Regions from separate parts of the Homo sapiens genome. Here region 2 is linked to region 1. The links are chromatin loops, found by intact Hi-C in ENCODE. Cell type or tissue: chondrocyte. All regions are shown on one strand. Each heading gives the region's core, and the rest is flanking DNA. Links, peaks and the distances in the headings are about the cores only. Region 1 overlaps COL11A1 (collagen type XI alpha 1 chain). Region 2 has its middle 550 kb from the start of OLFM3.

What was found. A loop is a pair of places that touch in the nucleus more often than their neighbours do. Peaks named below come from ENCODE experiments on the same cell type or tissue, not always from the same donor. Only the 100,000 strongest peaks of a DNase experiment are listed, where the experiment ranks them.
Region 2: a loop joins it to region 1, with 10 times the contacts of the local background. A loop is called at or near these places in 7 of 110 quality-filtered maps.

The regions. Positions count from the first base shown.
Region 1 is chr1:102,967,548-102,972,941 of GRCh38, reverse strand. COL11A1 (collagen type XI alpha 1 chain) reads left to right here. Exons shown (of 67, transcript NM_001854.4): 37 at 2,670-2,723. Among named protein-coding and RNA genes, the nearest start is that of COL11A1, 140 kb to the left of the region's middle. In chondrocyte, for the core only: CTCF peaks have their summits at 2,028 and 2,243 (motif pointing right); no DNase peak of the experiment used is centred there.
Region 2 is chr1:102,548,893-102,554,286 of GRCh38, reverse strand. No RefSeq gene overlaps it. Among named protein-coding and RNA genes, the nearest start is that of OLFM3, 550 kb to the right of the region's middle. RefSeq lists a silencer at 3,219-3,338. In chondrocyte, for the core only: CTCF peaks have their summits at 3,107 and 3,309 (motif pointing left); no DNase peak of the experiment used is centred there.

The DNA of each region.
Region 1 (5,394 bases), core at 74-5,073:
GATTCTGTTAATATCATGCCCATATCGGCATATTTTGGGAATATGCAGCCATCCATTTAAAAAACACATTAACTTGAAATGATTAAGAATTATAGCATGACTAGTATGAGAAACATTCTATTTAGAATAGAAAAAGTCAAAACTCAGTGCCAATGAGAAGTGAGAAAACATCCTTAAACAATTACCTACAAGTTTTCACAGATTTTCTCGCCAAATCTGCATACCCTCATTTAGATGAATTTGTTCTCTCTGTCCTGTACCAGCTAGATCAAAGGGGAAGCCTGGGAAGCCTATTTTGATGAAAAAATTATTACTTTTACATAGATACCGTGAAATTATTTGGTAATTAGTCTGCTTATTTCATTGGTTAATAGTTTGTGGCCTTTATATTTATTTAGGGCTAATTGCTTGATATTAGAAGTACATACTTAAATCAAGAAAAATGATAATGACACCAATTCTTAATGCAGTATATTAACACTACTCCCTCAGTCTATCTAGGAAAGCCATTAAATATTATGTTGCATTCTTCCCAGGATGTGATCGCTTAGACCTAAGATCGCTATTTTAAAGTATTATAATATTTTGCAATGAATGTGTTATCTATGTCAGCAAATATGAGATATTTAATCTTATATTTACAGCTTTGTTAAAAAAAAGTAAGTCTTGTATTAGTGGCAAAGTACATCATTTAAGAAGCACTTTAGTATGGTGGAAAAAAAAGCCAGACATAATTGATATCCTTCAGCTGTCATCCTCTCTATAAAACTTTTATTATTGCCCAGAATTGAAAGCAAGTTTATTGCCAAATATATCAAACCAGTGATAAGGCACAGAAATTGTTTTATTTGCTATTTTGTAAAACTGGACCTCAATGAAGTCTACTACCAATCAACTAAATACTTATTTCTGTATGTCACCTCCAAACTGAGGGCAAAACTAAGTCTTAGCATTAGTATACACCTAGTAAATGATACGTGGGTATGTAATATATGTTTTTTAAAGAAGCCATGGTTAAATGACATCCAAGAATGTTTTGGGTCCTTGGTTAAAAACACTCCAGTTTTGTTTTTTGAAGAAGAGGATGGCAGTAGTAGCCCTGGAAAACCTGAAGAAGTCACTGAGCAAGCCATGATGTTGTGAAGTAGCATAACGGATTTTAATTAGAGTTGTTAATTTACAGGGCACCCAGGATGTCAATACACATGACTTAAGGGAGCAAAGATGGTTCTGGCACCACCAAGAACCTTTCTCCTGAAGTAACTAGCCAACCTGGAAAAAGTCTCCCTCAGTTGGAAGAAAGCTATTTGAGAAAATAACATTTTGGAACAAAGCCTGTTTTTCATACTCACTCTATAAGAACATATATTAAAAATAGATGTTCAAAAACAATTTTATTTAAATAATTAACATACAATGAGAGGTGTACCTGTTATAATTTAAAATATTATTATTAAAAGAATCATTTCTCTTCATTCATCTAGAAGGGTGATAGTATTTTTATCTCTACCCGTTGACCATGTTTTGAAATTTGAACTTGATACGTAATGGTTACTGAGTAGAATGAATAATCCATAAGGCAGTCTAAAGAAGCAGTTTCTTTCTACTAAGTATTTAAAATATAGGACCCTCACAGAGTTGTTCACTTTGTTTGTAGTTAATTGCTTCATTTATTTCTTAAGCCATGACAAAGACAGCATCCTTTATACAAAGTGATAGCAGCAGATTTGCTCTGTGGTACTTCACAAACATTATGCTTCCAAGAGGACATTTAAGAAAATCTACTGGGAAAAATTTGTCCTGATGACTTCTAGAATTGAGTATAACGTATTGTTTCCTTTACTTGAAAAAATTTGAGAGATAAAATGCCATTTTTTATGAGTTTGTATTTATTTTGCATTCTTGGTTTTTTTTTGTTTGTTTTGTTTTGTTTTTTGTTTTTTGAGACGGTCTCGCTCGGAGTGCAGTGGCGCCATCTCAGCTCACTGCAACCTCCGCCTCCCAGGTTCAAGGGATTCCCCTGCCTCAGCCTCCCGAGTAGCTGCGACTACAGGCGTGTGCCACCACGCCCGGCTACTTTTTTGTTTTTTAGTAGAGACGGGGTTTCAGCATGTTGGTCAGAATGGTCTTGATCCTCTGACCTCTTGATCCTCCCGCCTCGACCTCCCAAAGTGCTGGGATTACAGGTGTCAGCCACCCTGCCCGGCCTTCTTTTGCCTTCTTGTCAGTTAGAAGCTCGGATTACCACTAGAGGGCACTATTTCTCTCTGTTATCCAAGTTTTGATGCACCGGGAATTGAATTAGGAACAAATCACCAAAAAGGGGGAAATACTCATTTGTGAAGTGCTAAAGAAGTAATATTTTTCACAAAAACGAAAATACAAACCTTTGCAAATATTATTTTACAAATGATTGATGCAAATGAAATATATTTAAATGTAAAATATTCAGAAAAGAGTTCAACTATTTTATTTTGGTTTCAGCTATAGCTACAGAATTATATTGAAGAGATATATGTGCATATTATCATATATAAAATCAACAGAAGAGCAAAGTAAAATAGCTAATGGAAATATAAAAAGAAAAGAAAATTTTCTAACATGTCACATTTAGACTATAAAATAATTAAATATTTATGACATGTGGTATTTAATATTTGTAATTTCAGGGACCACCTGGGAAGGATGGGCTGCCAGGACACCCTGGGCAACGTGGGGAGACTGTAAGTGACCTTGTTACTCTTATTAAAAATTTCCATCTCTAGCACCTCATCAGTTCATACATAGAAAGCTACTTTATTATGAACATTTCAATTACTAGGTTGAGAAAAATGGAAAAATTAATTCCATTAAGCCTTTTATTGAAATATACATATATATATAAATACAAAAATAGATACAAGAAATATACTTCAGGAAATAGGATGTTAGTTGATATGATTGTTTTTATTGTCAATAGCAGCATTTTAAGGATGAGCTGATGGAGAAGACACCATTATTTTTTGGACATCTCCTCAAGATTTTCCCTCTCACTCTTTTCACTGAAGACTGTTTATAGATACATTCCACTCAAACCCATCATCTCTCCACTCTAAAGGCAACAGATTACGAATAGCCATGATCATAATACCACATTCTTTTATCTAGAACTAAGGGATTAAATACTTGCTGATATTGGACCCATCGGCTATAACTGGTTGGGAACTATGTCAAAAGCATCTTTCCATGTGAAATAGGAAAAAGTAAATCAAAAACGGTCACTAAATTTTACTTAAAACCTATAAAGAATATAACAGTAAACAAATTGACTGAACAACTTACCATGTGTATAACAATTTGGGCAGAGAGGAAACTGGCAGCTCAGTGATGGTTTAAGAATCCTGGTGAGTTTATTTATTTTGCCCCTTTCAAAATCAGACATCTGGCTATCCCAGTGGATTGTCATTCTAATCAGAAATCATCATGGATTGGCATATTTCCATGGAATCAATTCTTGCTTCTCACCAATGATTACTTTTATCCAGACTTCTCAAGGAAACCACAAATGCAGACTACCTTTGACTATGTGGTTGAAAATCATGTTAGGGTAGGGGGCACCCTGAATACATATTGGAGTTGCATAGCAATGTACTATAATAAATCTGAAATCTGAAAAAAATATGATTTTTCTGCTATGGAGGAAACAATTTGTCAGCAGCCACCCAATTTTGCCTTGCTTACCATGTGGCAATTCTTAGTTTCACCATTTCTTAGTTTTAGCCAGATGAGAAACTTTGGAGTCTTGGATTTCAAAAGCAAAATTGAAATATGATTTAGTGAGACAAAAGAAAAAACTGTTTGGATATCCTCTTGGGAAAGATATCTGTATGAGGAGCAGAAATAAACTTTCTAAAGGAGAGTCAACACTCAATTTGCAAATGCATTATCATTCAAATCTTTCAGCCAAATCATTTTTAATGAAGTCATTGTATAACTTTCTGGGAATAACTATAGAATATTCCAAAATGTCTTGTGGGGAAAGGATACCCAGAGAATTACTGTTATAAAGTCCTTTATGTCTATGATTTAATCTGGAGCTTCCACTTCTAACAAAAATAATTATATCACATATAACATTGAGATTTAAACATAGAAGAAAAACAGCATAATGTTTCTAGAATGAATGTTTCTGTTTTGTAGCTTTTCACAGATAAAAGCCAGGATTATTTCTGAAAAAATTATATTCCCGATTTCACATCCACTTTAAGGGAATAGTGAATCGTCCTATAGCCTCAAAGCTTTCTTTCTCACTTTGTTCTCTGCTGACCCAGATTCAAAGGATCACCTTGTACAGGAGTCACAATCTAGAGTGGGCATTCTTTGCCATATATTTATTATCTTATTTAAATGGATAAATTTTTGAATTATATTTGAGATTTGTCTCCAGCCAGAAATCCATTAATTAAATGTTTGTTCTGACATCTTACATTCATTTGGGTTGTTTCAGTATAATAGAAACTATTCCCAATTTTTCCTGGTGGCCTTAAACAGCTTCAGAAATGGTTTCTATTATATTGAAATGACCCAAATTTGTCTCAGAAACATAGTGCCAAATGCTGTATTGGTCCTAAAATTGGCTTAGTCTTTTAAAGATTATCAGAATAGGAATCACATTTCTGTTGGATTGTAACAGCATATTTTTCAAACTACCCATGAATATGTCCAATTAATTTCCATTTTCAGCAACTTTGAAAAACATAATTTGACTAGCTACTCTGAAATTAAGTGGCAAGTGTAGTCTTATTACATGACAATATTGAACAAGCACAACTTGTTGTGAACTGTAAAAGTTTTCCTGTGTAGTTTGTTTGTAAGATCCCCAAGATCAAATGTATTAGATACTTGCAAACACTCTGAATGGATTGAATGAGCAGACATATGGGCAATGCTGTCTTCCAGCTTTCCCAAATCCATCACTCACACAAATGGGCTAGCAGCCAAGACTTCCTCTCTCCCCTTAGGATGTATGAGTGCAAGTCTATGTTGTAATTTTGTCGAGACTTTCTGCAATTAAGTATTGATTTTTAATCTATTACATTTAATTATTATTGCAATATTTTGTGTGTGATTCTTGCTCTCACAGTTAGTAAGACAAAATGCTTTATAAGACTTTTTTAAAAAGTTTGGAATTGCCTTTATATCTTCCTGTTGAATTTAATGATTAAAAATTGGAGGAAGAATAACCCAGACAGAGGAAACAGGTCATACAAATATATGGTGTGTGGCTATTCAGAAAAAGGTAGGAAGATCAGCATGGCTAGAATTTAGGATACATTATCAAAGCAAAGGAAGTAACTGAATTTGCATACTGGGCCCCTATTGGCTAGAACTTTGTCATCTATATGTTTAAAAATG
Region 2 (5,394 bases), core at 342-5,341, 420 kb after region 1:
TGATAAACATCTTAAACAACAGAAAACAGGGTTCGAGAGCAGAGAACCGGTCTGACCTCAGATTTACCAGGGTGGGATCTTTTCCCCACCCTAAGAAGCCTGAGGGTACTGCAGGAGACCAGGGCGTATTTCAGTCCTTATCTCAACCATATAAGGCAGACACTCCCAGAGCAGCCATTTATAGACTTCCCCTGAGGAATGCTCCTTCCCCAGGGTATTAATTATTAATATTCCCTGCTGGGAAAAGAATTCAGTGATCTCTCTCCTACTTGCATGTCCATAATAATAAGAGTATTATTAGAGAAGTGATAAATGTCCATGAGATCTTCACAATTTATGTTCAGAGATTGCAGTAAAGACAGGTGTAAGAAATTATAAAAGTATTAATTTTGGGAATGGATATGTGTCCATATTAAAATGAAATCTTCACAATTTATATTCCTCTGCCGCAGCTCCAGCCGGGCCCTCCGTTTGGGGTCCCTGACTTCCTGCAACAGTGGGGTGGGTTAAGGGTGGTTTTAGAAAAGGCAACATTTGAACAGGAAAACAGGAATGCATGTTCTCACTTTGGGCCATGGTTCTAGGCTTGAGGGTGGGACCCTTGCTGGGTACCTGCATTATTCTGCCCAGAATTTTTCTGCCTCCTGTCCCCATCAATAATTTCTCACCTGGATTATTTTTATGGCCACCTACCTGAACTTTTTGCTACCATTCTTGTCTGATATGATTTGGTTGTATCCCCACACAAATCTCATCTTTAATTGTAGTTCCCATAATCCCCACATGTTATGGGAGGGACCCAGTGGAAGGTAATTTCATCATGGGGGCAGCTATCCTCATGCTGTTCTCATGATAGTGTGTGAGTTCTCACAAGATCTGATGGTTTTATAACAGACTTTTTCTATTTTATCATGCTTTCTTGCCTGCTGTTATGTAAGAACTGCCTTTGCTCCTCATTTGCCTTCTACCATGATTGTGAGGCCTCCCCAGCCATGTGCAACTGTAGGTCCATCAGACCTCTTTTTCGTTATAAATTAGCCAGTCTTGAGTATGTTTTTATTAGCAGCATGAGAACAGACTAATACAGATACTTGGTACCAGGTAGTGAAGAACAGCTGTAAAGACACCCCGCAAATGTGAAAGCAACTTTGGAACTGGGTAACAGGCAGAGATTGAAACAATCTGGGGAGCTCAGAAGAAGACAGCAAGATAGGAAGATCTGGGAAGTTTGGAACTTCCTAGAAACTTGTTGAATGGCTTTGACCAAAATGCTGACGGTGATATGGACAGTGAAGTTCAGGCTGAGGTGGTCTTGCAAATAAGGAAGTTATTGGAAACTGGAGTATAGGTGATTCTTGCTATGGCTTAGCAAAGAGACTGGCAGTATTTTGCCCCTGCCCTAGAGATCTGTGGAAATTTGAACTTGGGAGAGATGATTTAGGGTGTCTGGCAGAAAAAAATTCTAAGCAGCAAAACCTTCAAGAGGTGACTTAGGTGCTCCTAAAAACATTCAGTTTTATTCATTCACAAATATATGGTTTGAAATTGGAACTTATCTTTAAAAGGGAGGCAGAATGGTATTGCCTAGGTTTTCTTCTATGGCTTTTATGGTTTTAGGACTTATGTTTAAATCTTTAATCCATCTTGAGTTAATTTTGTATAAGGTGTAAGGAAGGGGTCTAGTTTCAGTTTTCTGCATATGGCTAAGCAGTTTTCCCAACACCATTTATTAAATAGGGAATCCTTTCCCCAGTGCTTGTTTTTTTTCAGGTTTGTCAAAGATCAAATGGCTGTAGATGTGTGGTATTATTTCTGAGGCCTCTGTTCTGTTCCATTGGTCTATATCTCTGTTTTGGTTCCAGTACCATGCTGTTTTGGTTACTGTAGCCTTGTAGTATAAAGTCAGGTAGGCATGGGCAAAGACTTCATGACTAAAACACCAAAAGCAATGGCAACAAAAGCCAAAATTGACAAATGGGATCTAATGAAACTAAAGAGTTTCTGCACAGCAAAAGAAACTACCATCAGAGTGAACAGGCAACTTAGAGAATGGGAGAAAATTTTTGCCATCTATCCATCTGACGAAGGGCTAATATCTAGAATCTACAAGGAACTTAAACAAATTTGCGAGCAAAAAACAACCCCATCAGAAAGTGGGCAATGGATATGAACAGATACTTTTCAAAAGAAGACATTTATGCAGCCAAGAAACATATGAAAAAAGCTCATCATCACTAGTCATTAGAGAAATGCAAATAAAAACCACAATGAGATACCGTTTCACACCAGTTAGAATGGTGATCATTAAAAAGTCAGGAAACCACAGATGCTGGAGAGGATGTGGAGAAATAGAAATGCTTTTACACTGTTGGTGAAAGCATAAATTAGTTCAACCATTGTGGAAGACAGTGTGGCAATACCTCAAGGATCTAGAAACAAAAATACAATTTGACCCAGCAATCCCATTACTGGGTATATACCCAAAGGATTATAAATAATTCTACTATAAAGACACATAAACACATATGTTTATTGCTGCACTATTCACAATAGCAAAGACTTGGAACCAACCCAAATGCCCGTCAATGTTAGACTGGATACAGAAAATGTGGCCCATATACACCATGGAATAGTATGCAGCCATAAAAAAAGAATGAGTTCATGTCCTTTTCAGGAACATGGATGAAGCTGGAAACCATCATTCTCAGCAAACTAACACAGGAACAGAAAAACAAACACCACATGTTCTCAGTCATAAATGGGAGTTGAACAATAAGAACATATGGACACAGGGATGGGAACATCACATACTGGGGCCTGTCCGGGGGCAGGGAGCATGTAGAGGGATAGCATTAGAAGAAATACCTAACGTAGATGATGGGTTGATGGGTGAAACAAACCACCATGGCACATGTATACCTATGTAACAAACCTGCATGTTCTGCACATGTGTCCCAGAACTTAAAGTATAATTTAAAAACAAAGGAAGCAAAGCATAAAAGTTCAGAACATTTGCAGCCTGATGATATGATAGAAAAGAACAGTCTTTTTTCTGATGAGAAATTCAAGCTGGCTGCAAACATTTGCATAAGTAATGAGGATCCAAATGTTAATTATTAAGACAATGGGGAAAATGTCTCCAGAGCATCTCATAGGTCTTCAAGGTAGTCTCTCCCATCACAAGCCAGGAGGCCCAGGAGGAAAAATATGGTTTCATGGCCTGTGCCCAGAGACTTGCTGCTTTTTGCAGTTTGGGGACTTGGTTGGAGCCCTCACACAGAGTCCCTACTGGGGTGCCACCTAGTGGAGCTATGAGAGGGCCACCGTCCTCCAGATCCCAGAATGGTAGATCCACCAACAGCTTGCCCCATGTGCCTCAGAAAGCCGCAGACACTCAATGCTAGCCTGTGAAAGCAGCTGGGAGAGGGGCTGTGCCTTGCAAAGCCACAGGGGGCAGAGCTGCTCAAGCCTGTGAGAGCCCACTTCTTGTATCACATGACCTGGATGTGAGACAGGGAGTCAAAGGAGATTGTTTTGGAGCTTTAAAATTTAATTACTGCCTTGTTAGATTTTGAATTTGCATGGGTCCTGTAGACCCTTTGTTTTGGCCAATTTCTCCCATTGTTAATGGGTGTATTTACCCAATGGTTGTACCTCCATTGTATCTAGGAAGTAACTAACTTTTTTTTTTTTTTTAACTTTACAGGCTCATTGGCAAAAAGGACTTGCCTTGTCTCAGGTGAGACTTTGGACTTGTACTTATGAGGTAATGCTAAAATGAGGCAAAACTTTGGGGGACTGTTGGAAGGGCATGATTTTGTTTTAATATGTGAGGACATAAGATTTGGGAGGGGCCAGAGGTAGAAGGATATAATTTGGTTATGTCCCCACCCAAATCTCATCTTTATCTGTAGTTCCCATGATCTCCATGTGTCATGGGAGGGATCCAGTGGGAAGTAATTTCATCATGGAGGCAGTTACCATCATACTGTTCTCATGATAGTGAGTGAGTTCTCACAAGATCTGATGGTTTTATAAGGGACTTTTTCCCTTTTGCTCATGCTCTCTTCCTTGCTGCCTTGTCAAATATGCCTTTGCTCCTCCTTCACCTTCCCCTGTGATTGTGAGGCTTTCCCAGCCATGTGAAACTGTGAGTCTATTAAACCGCCTCCTCTTTATAAATTAGGTGTTCTCAGATATGTCTTCATTAGCAGCATGAGAATGGATTAATACAGTCTCACTGTATTTTATTTTCAGTATAATCTCCCATGTTTCCTCTGCTTCAACCACAATAACTTTCTGTTTTTGTTTCATCACAGTCATTGGTCTTCTACTCTAAATTTCTCTGGGATTCATTCTATTACTTACTTCGGAGCCATTTTCAAAACTAGCCTTCTCAGTCATGTTTTATCTGACTATATTTATATCTTAGACTCCTTCCTTGATCTCCTATTCTCTTTCCCTGCTTTCGTTTTTGATAGAATATTCTAACATACTATGCAATTTCCTTATTTATTTTTATTTATATTTGTAGGTCCCAGAGCTTTAGATGCACATGGGCAATAATATTTTCTATTTTGTTCATTGATATATCCCAAGTACCCAGAAGAGTACATAGCACATAGTAGGTGCCAAAAAATATTTGCTGAAGAAACAAATTATTACCAGAACATATTTGCTTTATTTTAAAATACATGTGTTATGACTTTAACCATGTAAAACTTTACATGGATAAAGGAGGGAAAGAAAAATTACCATGTTTGCCACTGGGTATCTTTTTTTCAGGGGACTCTAAGTAAACTTTTTCTTCTTCTTATTGCTCAGCATTTTTTATAACAAAGGTGTATTACCTTGGTAATAATAAATAATAAATTATAGTTTATTTATTCAGTAATGAACAGGTATATATAAATATCAAATGCATTCCTTAAAATAATAATACATAACTAAAAATATTATTATCACTTTCAGTCATTTATTTTCTCTTTGTTATATTTTTAACTATCCAGAGGCATACTATTAGGTCATACATTAGATTCAGAAGACAAGCAAATAAAAATATCATCAATGTCATGTTGAAAGTGACTATAGTAATTAAAAGCATTATCCATCATTAAAATTTTCTTATGATATTGTATGACTTCAAGGTGTGATACATTGACTTAAATTTTAGAAAATACCAAGTAAATTTCCAGTTGCAACAAAATCTTTGTTAAGGGTTTTATGTTGATAAAGTCTTAATACAAAGATGGGAAATAAAGTATGACATTACATTGCCAGATAAATAAGAGATTAATAAAATGCCTTTTTCTTTGAAGCACAGGAATATTCTATAAATCAAATTTTCTTAGTGTATATGTCTAAATGTGATTTTTAAAATTCATTCCTGTATGT